Linked DNA regions of Homo sapiens: region 1 is linked to region 2. The links are chromatin contacts, found by Hi-C or POLR2A ChIA-PET in ENCODE. All regions are on one chromosome and are shown on one strand. Each heading gives the region's core, a stretch centred on a gene start or an enhancer-like site at or near the end of the contact. The rest is flanking DNA. Distances are from core to core; before and after follow the strand shown. Region 1 overlaps LOC124901774 (a long non-coding RNA gene). Region 2 holds the start of ZNF775-AS1 (ZNF775 antisense RNA 1).

Region 1 (5,935 bases), core at 2,103-4,602, 280 kb before region 2:
ACTATGATTTCAGACAACAGGCCACAGTCATCTCCTTCTGGAGGGTCAAATGCCATAAAGACAGTTCCCAGTCCCTTGGAACTGGATATGGACAAACCCCAGGAGTGAACAATTCCACCTCCTCCTTTATCAGCTCATCCCACACACTCACCCCGCTGAACAGCCACCGTGAGGACTCCGGTCTCCCTCTCCTCTCCTCTAAACCTCATTTAGGCAATTCTAATTAGTAAATAATCCTTTTTTAAATTTGTGAGTGAAATTTGATTTTGTTATCTATATGAACCTATTTTTGTATTTAATCAATTTTTCTGAATGCTTGTAGAAGTGTAGTAGAAAAGAATGTTTGCATTTATATCATTGCTTACTGCAGACAGATATGAGTGTAGTGTTAAATCACTGGCAAATAATCAGCTAAACAATTAGCTGATTGGCATTTAATGGCCTTACATTTTGCAGAAATCATTGGTGATTTTTATTATATTGCTTTGATTGTTTAAAAGTGTTTTAGTGATATCTGGAGGAAATTGTTGGGGTTTTTGGATGGGCTAGAAATGTACTGCAGCTTTTCCCCTTTAAATGATGAAATATAGAACCCCTATTGTGGAATTTTGCTATGTAACTTTTTTTGGGATGTATGACATTCGGAGCAAGGGATTCCTCTACTGTGAGATGTAATGGGGTGGCATTGTAAAAGACTCAGCAGGCCATGAAGGCAAAGAGTTGTGGGTGAGTCAGGGCTTTATAAAGATCTCTGAGCATCTGAGAACCTGCTTCTCACACACAATCTGTTTTCCTGGCTATTATGAGTCAAACAGGGAATAAAGCTGACCAATAGTACCTTTAAGTTCTGTTGACTTTACAATTCTATGATAAACCTGGGAAAGTAAAACCACCAGGAAAAGAGTCTGTTACCTTGGTGAAGGAGGGTAGAAGCGATTTGGGATATTCTAGGCTCAGCAGGTGCAACGTGGAGAAGAAGCTAGGGACACAGTTGACAACGAGAGGCTCCCACATGTGGCCCTCATTGATCTGTCCCCCACCCCATCTAGAGCCATTTGAGCCACTCCAACTGAGGCCCAGTCTGCAAGGAGTGAAGTCAAGTTGTACCCAGTGTGCTCTGCCCAAATTCTTGACACACAAAAACACGTTGTTTTAAGCCACTGAGTTTTGGAGTAGTTTCTTATGCAGCAACAGATAATCAAATCACCTGAGTGGGTTCCTACAAGGAGAATTGCTATACAATTGGTACATGCATTTGTAATTTTGAAAGATATTACTGAATTGCTTACAATAAAAATTTTAGTCAAATTAGTTTCACCAGCATTTTATTAGTTTCCCATATTGATTTCTCATAATTTTATCTTTGCCAAACTGATAGGTGAAAGATGATGTTAGTGTGATTTTCATATACATTACTCAATGGGAATATGATTGAGTCATTTGTCATATGTCTATTTATTAAAGAAAGAACTATATTTTTTATTGATATCTCTTACATATTTATTGCCCATGTTTCAATTCTGATGGGAATAATTTTGATATTGATTTGTAAAAGTTCTTTATGGGGCCAAAAATGATAATTTATCTTCTTTTTTTGAATTTTTTATAAAACAACTTCTAATTTCTTTCACTGTTAATTTATTGTGGCTAGTATCTAAGAGAATGTTAAATAAGTAATCACAATGATAGTAGGCTTCCTTAGCTTGTTCTTAACTTTTGTGGCAATATCTCAATGTTTACCATTAAACTAGATGCAGACTTTGAGGTTGAGATGGAAAATTTTCTTATGGGGAAAAAGAACCAATTATTAGACATTTAATTTTACCAAATTACTTTTCAACAGCTAAGGAGGTGATCAGATTATGTTGCTCCATAGCTTTGTAATACATTAAATTGTATAAAAATATTTCCTAGTATTTCCTAATATTGACTTCTTTGCATACTTAGACAAATCTTAATCACACAAGGTGTTGCTTGATTCTATTTGTTAATAGCTAATTCAGGATTTTTGCCTTGATATTCCTAAGTAATCTTATCCATTTCTAAGACAGAGCAATTCTGTCTTCAATTGTGCTAGTTCTAGCTGGACCTGGTTTGAGGGTCTCGTCTCTTTTTGTTAAAGTAAATTAAAATGGAGACCAGACCCGGAGAATACCTGAGCAGACAAAAGCAGTTAGGCCTTACAAATGACCTCAACCTTGCTTGATTTGCAAAGATAAGCAAGTCTTAATTTGAGCTATTTCTTGTAAATGTTTAATATTAAATAAAAGCAGAACTTAAGCTCAACTAATTAGAAGTAGCCAGCAAACAAAACTATGGACTTTACAACAGGGTAGACCAAATAAGGTAACTGTATAACTGTAACCAATCAAATATTTTATTTTCTTCTGTGCCATCCTATAAAACCTCCCTCTTCTATTTTTACCATCACCACCTTTTCCCTATCACTACCTCCTTTCTCAGGCAAACATGACAGTTAACAAAAACAGTAGGATAATGAATGTTATTAAGGAGAACACTAGGATGTTTTAAGAGTGTATAGAGGATCTGCTAAACTAATAGTAGGAGTAGTTGGAAAAGACTTCTTAGAAAAATCAACATTGTTTAAGCTGAAATTGAATAGTGAGTAGAAGTTAGGGAAAGAGATTAGAAGTATTTCCAGGAAGAAGATAAAGCATATTCCAAGGTAAGTGAAGACATGGAACTCTCAGTTAATCAAAGAAAGCCAAGGATGGCTAGATCCTCAAGGTGGGAAGTCACATTGTGTAGAAATGAGGCTGGAGATTTTAGCAGATGATTTTTTACAGAAACTCATAATTAAGTTTGGATCCTGAATGTTTTATTATGGAAAATGGAAAAACACTCCAGGCTTGAATCTAGGTATGTCACAGTCAGATATGTGTAATTGTGGGCTGTGTGAATTATGAATTCAAAACCTTCTCCCTCATCAGGCTTTACATAATCTGAATTTTGGTCGCTTTAATTGTGGTCCTCCTCCACTTGCTCTGCCTCCCACGAACTGCACCCTCTCAGTGCATGGAAACAGAACAAGTGAGTCAAAGAGAGCATAGAGGAACCCTGGCTGTAAACTTTGAGGTGAACCCACTGGGTCACCAGCCCATTCTGTTTCCTTTGCTCATAACCCTGTCAGCCCCTACCCCATTTCCTCTCCAAAAACTCTCCCATAATATCTTTTCATTTTCACTTGCTGTCCTTCCTGAGTTTCATCTCCCTGAGTGTTGAGAGGCATTTGGTTTCTAGGTGTTTTGTGAAGTGTGAAAAATAACTTCAGTGTGTGAAAGGAAACCACAAGACCCAGGGCTGCTATAGCAGCAAGCTCTGTTCTCAGAGAGGGTAGATAACTGTCTTATCCTGTGTGATCTGAAAGGGCTGAAAGTCCCCTCAGTAAAACATGCACCCCATTGGTCTGGAGCTGTCATTCCTCTCTCAGAGGTAAAGGTTTTCCATCAGGACAGTGGCTAGGTAAGGGGAAAATAACTCACAGGGAGATACTGAGAAGGAAGTCAAAGGAGCTGAATACAAATCAAATATTAATAGCTCAAGTGAAGAGTTAACAATTCAAGCCCTTGGCTGGGCACCGTGGCTCACACCTGTAATCCTAGCACTTTGGGATGCTGAGGTGGGTGGATCATGAGATCAGGAGTTTGAGACCAGCCTGGCCAACATGGTGAAACCCCGTCTCTACTGAAAATACAAAAAATTAGCTGGGCATGGTGGTGGGTGCCTGTAATCCCAGCTACTTGGGAGGCTGAGGCAAGAGAATTGCTTGAATCTGGGAGGCAGAGGTTGCAGTGAGCTGAGACCACGCCATTGCACTCCAGCCTGGGTGACAGAGCAAGACTCTGCCTCAAAACAAACAAACAAACAAACAAACAAATCAAGTCCTTAAATGCTGGGGGTCCACTGGAAGGTTTCTTTGACGTGGTCTGTTGCCTGTTATCTTGGCCACATCTTGTAAAAAGATGACCTCTATAGGTTTAACTTGCTACAGATCCCAGGCTTGAATATCATCCATTAAAATAGCAGAGACTGCTCTATTTGCCTTTCTCTAACTTTCCTTCTTCATCCTGCCCTGAAGTTCTCCCACATACATTTTTAACTACTCAGTCCATCAGTGATCACATATACCCAAAATACGTCCTCCATATTCTCACTGGGGTTCTGGAGTTAGACAGAACTGAGTTCCAGTTTCTACTGGGCCACTGACTAGCTAAGTGTCCTTACTCAAACTTGAGCCTAATTTCCTTCATCTTAAGGTGGGAACAATTTAAACTATCCAGTCTGAATTAAATGGAAAAGTGCACGTAAAGGATGAATTCCCAGTGGCTAGCACAGAGGTTTTCAAGCCTTAGCCTGCATCAGAATCACCTAAAGAGTTTATTAAAATACAAATGGCTAGGCAACATCCCTGGAATTTCTGAACTAGTAGGTTTTGAATGGAGCCTGAAAATAGCATTTCTGACAATTCCCATGATGCCACTGGTCTGGGGACCTCACTTTGAGAACCACTGCTCTTGGACATTGCTGTATCATTTGCACTGTTGAAGTTGGGCCACTGCCATGACTAGTGGAATTGGGGCCTGTGCCCAGCTACAAATAAAAGTTGGAGGTTTATTTCTGAGGCATCTCAACTTTCAGGGACATTTAGGCTGTTTCCTGATGGCCCACAGCACCTCTCCATTTTGTTTCTTCTAGGATGATCTTAGATGAGAGGGTCTTATGTTGACTTTTCTCACCTAAAATTTTACATTTCAGATGTGCTTTTAAAAACTCTCTTATGATCTCCATTTCAGCTGATTTAATCATAGGTGAGAGTCCTTTAACAGACAAAGCTTTAGCTCAGTGGTTCTCAAACTTTAGCAGGCATCAGACTCACTTGGGGGTTTTACTGAAACTTAGATTGCTGGACTCCGCCCCCAGAGTTTCTGATTCCATGAGTTAAGGATGGAGCCCATATTTCCTAACAAGTTTCCGGTTCATACTGATGCTGCTGATCCATGGCCCACATTTTGAGAACCACTGGTCTAATACACAGTAAGTCTGAAAAGGAGCTAATACTATAAACTAGCACCCCTGGGGACCATCAGAATGACTGGGCCATTTACATGAACTCCAAGTAAGGTTTAAAATCTCTGATGTATCTGTCATGTGGCAGAGGATGGAGTAAGGGGAAAAAGAAGAAGAAACCAACCTGGCTCCATCTGTACAAATGTCTTCCCATGTTGCTGAGGAAATGAAACCAGCACACATGGAGAAATGGAGTCCAAGAGGCATTGTCTGATTGACAGACAGCAGAGGATCAAAAAATCTCAAGTTGTGGAGGTTGTCATGTAGGAATTTTGCACTAAAGGAAGGGAGGATTTGGAAATGTGGAGAACTTTGGGGACAGACAAATAAACAGGTGGAAGGAAATAGTGTGAATGGCTTTAAGGTAAAAACAAGCATTGCCTGGGTAAGAAAAAGTAAATGGGTACCCCTTATAGAGCAGATACAGCTACCGCTTACTTAATTCTTTCTGGCTCAGCCCTGGGTTTTATATCTTCTTCTCATTTAATGCTTACAGCAACAGTAGGAAGTAGAAATTATCATGTCCATGTCTAAAGAAGTAAAAATAAGGCTCAGGAAGATGAGGAACTCAACCAGTGTTACTCAGAGAATGAAAGTAGAATCAGAGATGGAGTCTGTCTACCCCAAGCGCCTTGCTGCGAGTCTCATAAGGTAGCAGAATAGAAGCAAGGGGGCTGTGAAGAAAGTTTGCAGCCTGATATAAAAGCTGTCAATTTCAGGCCAAGAAGTGTGAACTGTAACCTAGGTGATCATGGCTTCTTGAGCAACACACATGGTAGGTCTGAGCTACATAATCTTGATCTGCTGGGTACAGACTCATTAGAGAAGTGAAGAGAGAAGTCCCTTC
Region 2 (5,436 bases), core at 2,865-5,364:
CCCTCAACATTCGCAGGGCGGCATGTGATGGACACCACGCCTGAGAAGCAGGAGCCTGGAGTAAGGTTAGAGACATGTCTGCGACTGGCCATGAGGAATGCACCCGGAAGGCAGAATGGCCCTACACGTTTCCTCCGTCACCCGCCCCCTCTTTCAAAGTCCCCATCCATGTTCTAGCACAAATCCCTCTGGGGAGCTTCGGGGCCAGCCATCTCCATACAAGAACACACACGGTCAATTGGGCATTGCTGAGCCCATGCCCAGTTCACTGATGTAGGATTCATCTTTTTTTTTTGAGATGGAGTCTCGCTCTGTTGCCCAGGCTGGAGTGCAGTGGCGGGATCTCAGTTCACTGCAAGCTCCGCCTCCCAGGTTCACGCCATTCTGCCTCAGCCTCCTGAGTAACTGGGACTACAGGCGCCCGCCACCACGCCTGGCTATTTTTTTGTATTTTTAGTAGAGACGGGGTTTCACCGTGTTAGCCAGGATGGTCTCCATCTCCTGACCTCATGATCCGCCCGCCTCAGTCTCCTGAAGTGCTGGGATTACAGGCGTGAGCCACTGCGCCCGGCCTTCTTTTTTTGTTTTTATGCCCAAGTCTTCTGAGCGCTTCCTGAGTGGCTCACTCTGTGCCTGGAACATGACAGGACAGGTCACACTGCTGTGTGGATGCCCCACGCCTTTGCCCTGGCTGTCCCCTCACCGCAGATCCCCGCCTGGCTTGCCCCCCACACTTCTATCAGCTCCCAGCTTAAATGTCCCCTTCTCAGAGCAGGCATCCCTTGTGCTTCTTTTTTTTTTTTTTTTTTGAGACAGAGTCTTCCTCTGTTGCCCAGGCTGAGAGTGTAGTGGCCCAATCTCAGTTCGCTACAATCACCACTTCCTGGGTTCAAGTGATTCTCCTGCCTCAGCTTCCTAAGTAGCTGGGATTACAGGTGTGCGCCACCACACCCAGCTAATTTTTGTATTTTTAGTAGAGACAGGGTTTCACCATATTGGCCAGGCTGGTCTTGAACTCCTGACCTTGTGATCTACCCACCTCGGTCTCCCAAAGTGCTGGGATTACAGGCGTGAGCCACCGTGCTGGCCCCTGGCGCTCCTATTTACAGTCACCAGCCTAACTCCACCTCCCGTTTCCTCTCTAACATTTTTGCCACCTGACATGATCTTAACTTTTCTGTTCCCCACCACAGCAAGGTCAGGAGCTCTTCATGCTTGCTGCTGGATCCGCAGGGCTCAGAGCAGAGCCGGGCACACAGAGGGCCCGTAACAAATGCAGGTGGCAGGAATGTGCTGCCCTGCCTGGCCAGGAGCTGTGCAGCCTGAAGACTCATCTCCTCCTCGCTGGGGGTGCACCTCTCCTAAGGACAGGGATGTGGTCCCGTGCACCTGTACCCCCTAGCAGAGCAAAGATGTGGCTGCCCCACAGAGATGCACAGCTCGTCCTTCCTGCTGCCTCAGGGAGGGGCTCTTCCAGATTTCAGTCAGCCCCTCCTCCCAGGCACCCTGGCTCGGCCACCCCCACAGAAACACCCACCCCAGGGCCCGAGAGCCTCGCAGAGACCCAGACTCCCTCTCCTAGGTCCCCTTCAGAGCCCAGACACTGGGGGCACACACACAGACTGGGAATCTGGACCCTGACAAGAGACGTCGGGGGAGGGGTGAATATGAATCTAGAAAATGCAGAAAGTCATTTTCCCTGGTGCAAAGAGAAGAAGAGACACCCACTTTTTTCAAGAGCATTTTGTTTAGAAACTTCTAATTAATAAGCTCTATCTCTGTCTTTTTGAGATGCATGTGAATCTTTATTTTTTATTTTTGCAGTAAATGCTCCTCAAGTAGAAATAAATCTTTTTAAAAGTTAAATAAGGCTGGGCACGGTGGTTCATGCCTGTATTCCCAGCACTTTGGAAGGCTGAGGTGGGTAGATCACCTGAGGTCAGGAGTTTGAGACAAGCCTGGCCGACGTGGGGAAACCCCGTCTCTACTAAAAATACAAAACTTAGCTGGGTGTAGTGGCACATGTCTGTAATCCCAGCTACTCGGGAAGCTGAGACAGGAAAATTGTTTGAACTCAGGAGGCAGAGGTTGCAGTGAGCCGAGATTGTGACAGAGTGAGACTCTGTCTCAAAAAAAAGCTAAATAAGCCTTCTGCCAACATTACAACCCAGGACTGTCTTTCCCAAGGTCCTGGGGGCCATTTCTTTGAAATTTAAGTATCAAGGAAGACATCACCCCTGCCTCCCAGTCTCCATGGGAGGGTAGGAGCCTAATTTCAGCAGGTGCCTGGCTCCAAATCACAAAACTATCTCCTGTCATAAAAATATAAGAACTTTATTTTTCCTGTGGGTAAAGGCAATTAGCTAACACAGATGGTCACTCCAATTATGAGGTGAATTTAGGACGACCTGCCTGCGTGTGACAAATGGTAATGTCCAGTCCTCTTGCTGGAGGGCTGGTTGCTGTTTATCCTGAGAACATGTCTGTAACGGGCTGCACCTGCCGGCTACATGCAGGCTGAGAGCTTCCGTCTTTGCAGTTACTCAGGGATTGCAGGCTCAGAGCTCCCGTCTTTGCAGTCATTCGGGGTATTGCAGGCTCAGAGCTCCCGTCTTTGCAGTCACTCGGGGTATTGCAGGCTCAGAGCTCCCGTCTTTGCAGTCGCTTGGGGTATTGCAGGCTCAGAGCTCCCGTCTTTGCAGTTGCTCGGGGGATTGTCCATGGTGCGCACCACATTCTGGTTTCATGCACATTCAATCTTTTAAAAGCTGTTTTTCTCTTCTACTTTTGCAAAGAGCTTTTCTGGGTTGGCAAGAGATTTTGTTTTCAATTCTATTTCCCCAACAGGGGCCTGTACGCATGCCTACCATGGTTTCTTACAGAACCTGCTTGTGGTGCAGAGAAAAGGCGAGCAGTGGGGAAGGGGGCGGGAGGAGCCCCTGGTGGGGCTCTGATGGGTGCTGGGGGCTCCTCCCTCCCTCGCCACCCTCCTCCCTTGGGGCCACTCTGTGAGCTTCTGCATGCCACATCTTGGGAAACCTCTCACCAACTGGACTTAACATCCACCTGAAGAGGCGCAGAGGGGCTAGTGGACAGAGAAGCCACCTTGGTAAGGGGAACTCAGACCGAGGAGGGCAGAGCCCAGGCCACAAATTCAGGAGGACAGAAGGATGGGCCTGGGTCTCCACAGAGCGAGACCCCCAAGGCAAATCAAAGACAGTCCTACTTCACCCACCCTGCCTCCCAAGAGGTATTAGGACCTAACAGCCACTCCAGGTAGTAGCAGGCCTTCCACTGTCCGGGACCTCCCAGAGCAGCTCCTCCCTCAAGCCTCGGTGCCTCTGTCTCGGGCCATACCAGGGCTCGAGGGGAAGCAGCCTGTGGCTTACGTAAGAACAGAAATGGAGACAGAAGGAAGAGGACCCAAGAGGAAGAAGTGAGAAATTCAAAGGGGGAAACACAGAGGACAGGAATGAGGGGAGGCCAAGTCTTTGGGGACCCGCCTCTACCTGTGTGCTCAGGTGGGCTATGTCTGGGAAATGGCACAGCAGGTGTCCTACAGACAAAATCCAGGAAAGCCCTCCATGTGTCATGTTCCAGGCTGGCCAGACACACACGTCCCCACCCTAAGCTTCTCTCCTATTCTGCCTTTCACTCTGCTCTGTGCATGGCGGGCCCCTCCTAACCTACCATCCTGACATGTCCTCAGCCACCTGGAGACACCCAGGAGCCAGGTGAGCAGGCTGCCCAGCAAAGCGCCCCGGCTGGAAGACAGGCATCAAGGGCCAGATGCGCCATCTCCCACCAGTGCCCACACCAAGTCTTGGAAGGCCGCTTTGTCTATCGCACAAGGGCCCCCGGGCCCCTACCGGACCACCTTTCCTCTCTGCTGCCCCTCGGGCTCTGAGGGGAGCAGGACACACAGGGGCCCCCTTCCCACGCCTGGCCCTGGCCCGGCCCTCCGCGCACCGGGTCAGGCTGCAGTTCAGTTAAGAGCCTCACAGTGGGCAGGCCTCAGCCTGGGCCCAGCTGCCATGACAACTGAAGACCAACCACACAAAGAGGGGATTGAGCTAGCAGCAGGTGGAGAGGCCCGGGGCAGGGGGAGGCAACAAAGGAGCTTTGGTTGTGGCAGAGACTTGGGGGTGGGGCGGCCAGACAGCAGCTGGGGGAGGAGAAAGGCCACAGGCCAGAAAGAGGCAAGGTCCTCCCCATCGCCGCCCCTGGAACCTCCCACCAGCCCAGCACAGCTCTCACAGCCTCAGCGCCCCAGGTCGGGCAGTCAGAAGCAGACCATGCCACAGGTATCATCTGCTGCTAGTGGAGCGGGAGCAGGATCCGCCACTAGGCGCTAAGGCTTTTGGGGGTGGGGGCAGCTCCCCAAACCCCAGCCAAAGGCCCAGTATCAGGCCCTTCTCAGCCCTGAGGTCCCAGCAGGTCCTCACTTGCTGGGCACAGCTCAGCTGGTCTTCCATAGGAGACCCCCACAGAAACTGGCCTCTCCAGTCCCAGCCCATGCCCAGCCAATGCCTCCCTGCCATGCTGCCCCTTTCTATAGCCTCATCCTTCTCAACTCCACCGGGTCCCCAGCGCCTCCCTGCCCTCCTGCAGCCCATACCTGACTGCTATGTCCTCACCCAGTCCTCTCTCCCTGTGAGACCCCTCACTCAGGTTAGCCCCAGGGAGCGGGGGCTTGCTCCCACACCTGCGCGTCCCTCATATGCAGAAGGTGTGTAATGTGTATTGAATGAATGAACGGATGAGTGAATGAAACAATGGAGGACCCAAGAGGTGGCTCCTCAGGCTCCAGTCTTCTGTCACTATTAAGAAATCCCTCAGGACCAGGCAATGGTATTCTCTGCCTCTGATTTCAGTTAATAGCAGATGTTTTTAATTTAAATATATGATCATAGGGACATAAGAAACTGATGTAAATGCTAAACCACACACAAACACACCCAGATACAATCATATCTAAATACAGCTAAGTAAACAAAAGTTCAAAGACACAAAACTACGTGAGAACACCTGCAAAACTGTCTATGCAAATACAGAGAATGTGAGATATTTTTTAAAACTCACAGACACACCTACAGATCCACAGACACACAAACGTGCCACTGTGAACCAGGGCAGCACGAATCACTGCACAGCACACTTAGGAACACAGAACTGCAAAGCCACCCATGACACAAGTATCCTTGTACACCCATGGCCATCCCATCAGGGTCACTTGCTCCGAGGAAAAGAACTCAGAGAGGTAGAAACAGAAGCAACATACCCTCATCGAGCCAGGAGGCCGGGGCCATAAGTCACCGTTGGATGACCTGCGCTGGGGTGGGATAAGTCAGCAGGAGCTGCAGCTGGCTGGAGAGACGTTACAGCAAGACAGAAAGCCCTAGAGACAATGAGCCTGTGTCCGGCAAGCCTGGTGCA

What was found. A loop is a pair of places that touch in the nucleus more often than their neighbours do. ChIA-PET counts read pairs that join two places held with the same protein, here RNA polymerase II (POLR2A). Pooled maps may share reads with other maps.
Region 1: a loop to region 2 is called in a map with no recorded cell type, with 2.9 times the contacts of the local background. The contact joins the enhancer-like site here to the promoter of ZNF775-AS1 in region 2. A Hi-C loop is called at or near these places in 1 of 168 maps with a recorded cell type or tissue (GM12878), 9 of 37 single-sample maps with no recorded cell type and 6 of 50 pooled maps. POLR2A ChIA-PET finds 5 or more read pairs at or near these places in 1 of 52 experiments (activated naive CD4-positive, alpha-beta T cell).

What each region holds. Positions count from the first base shown.
Region 1 is chr7:150,665,953-150,671,887 of GRCh38, reverse strand. All of the region lies in intron 2 of LOC124901774 (a long non-coding RNA gene), which reads left to right. Among named protein-coding and RNA genes, the nearest start is that of GIMAP2, 17 kb to the left of the region's middle. Within about 2 kb of position 3,352, at least 5 of the 41 ENCODE cell types and tissues checked have a DNase peak (open chromatin) inside an H3K27ac peak, as active enhancers do; they include GM12878, where a contact is called at or near this core.
Region 2 is chr7:150,382,669-150,388,104 of GRCh38, reverse strand. It overlaps ZNF775-AS1 (ZNF775 antisense RNA 1), which reads left to right and starts at 4,114. Exons shown (of 2, transcript NR_183445.1): 1 at 4,114-4,304. All of the region lies in intron 1 of ZNF775 (zinc finger protein 775), which reads right to left. RefSeq lists enhancers at 780-1,350, 1,351-1,923, 3,393-4,348, 5,305-5,436.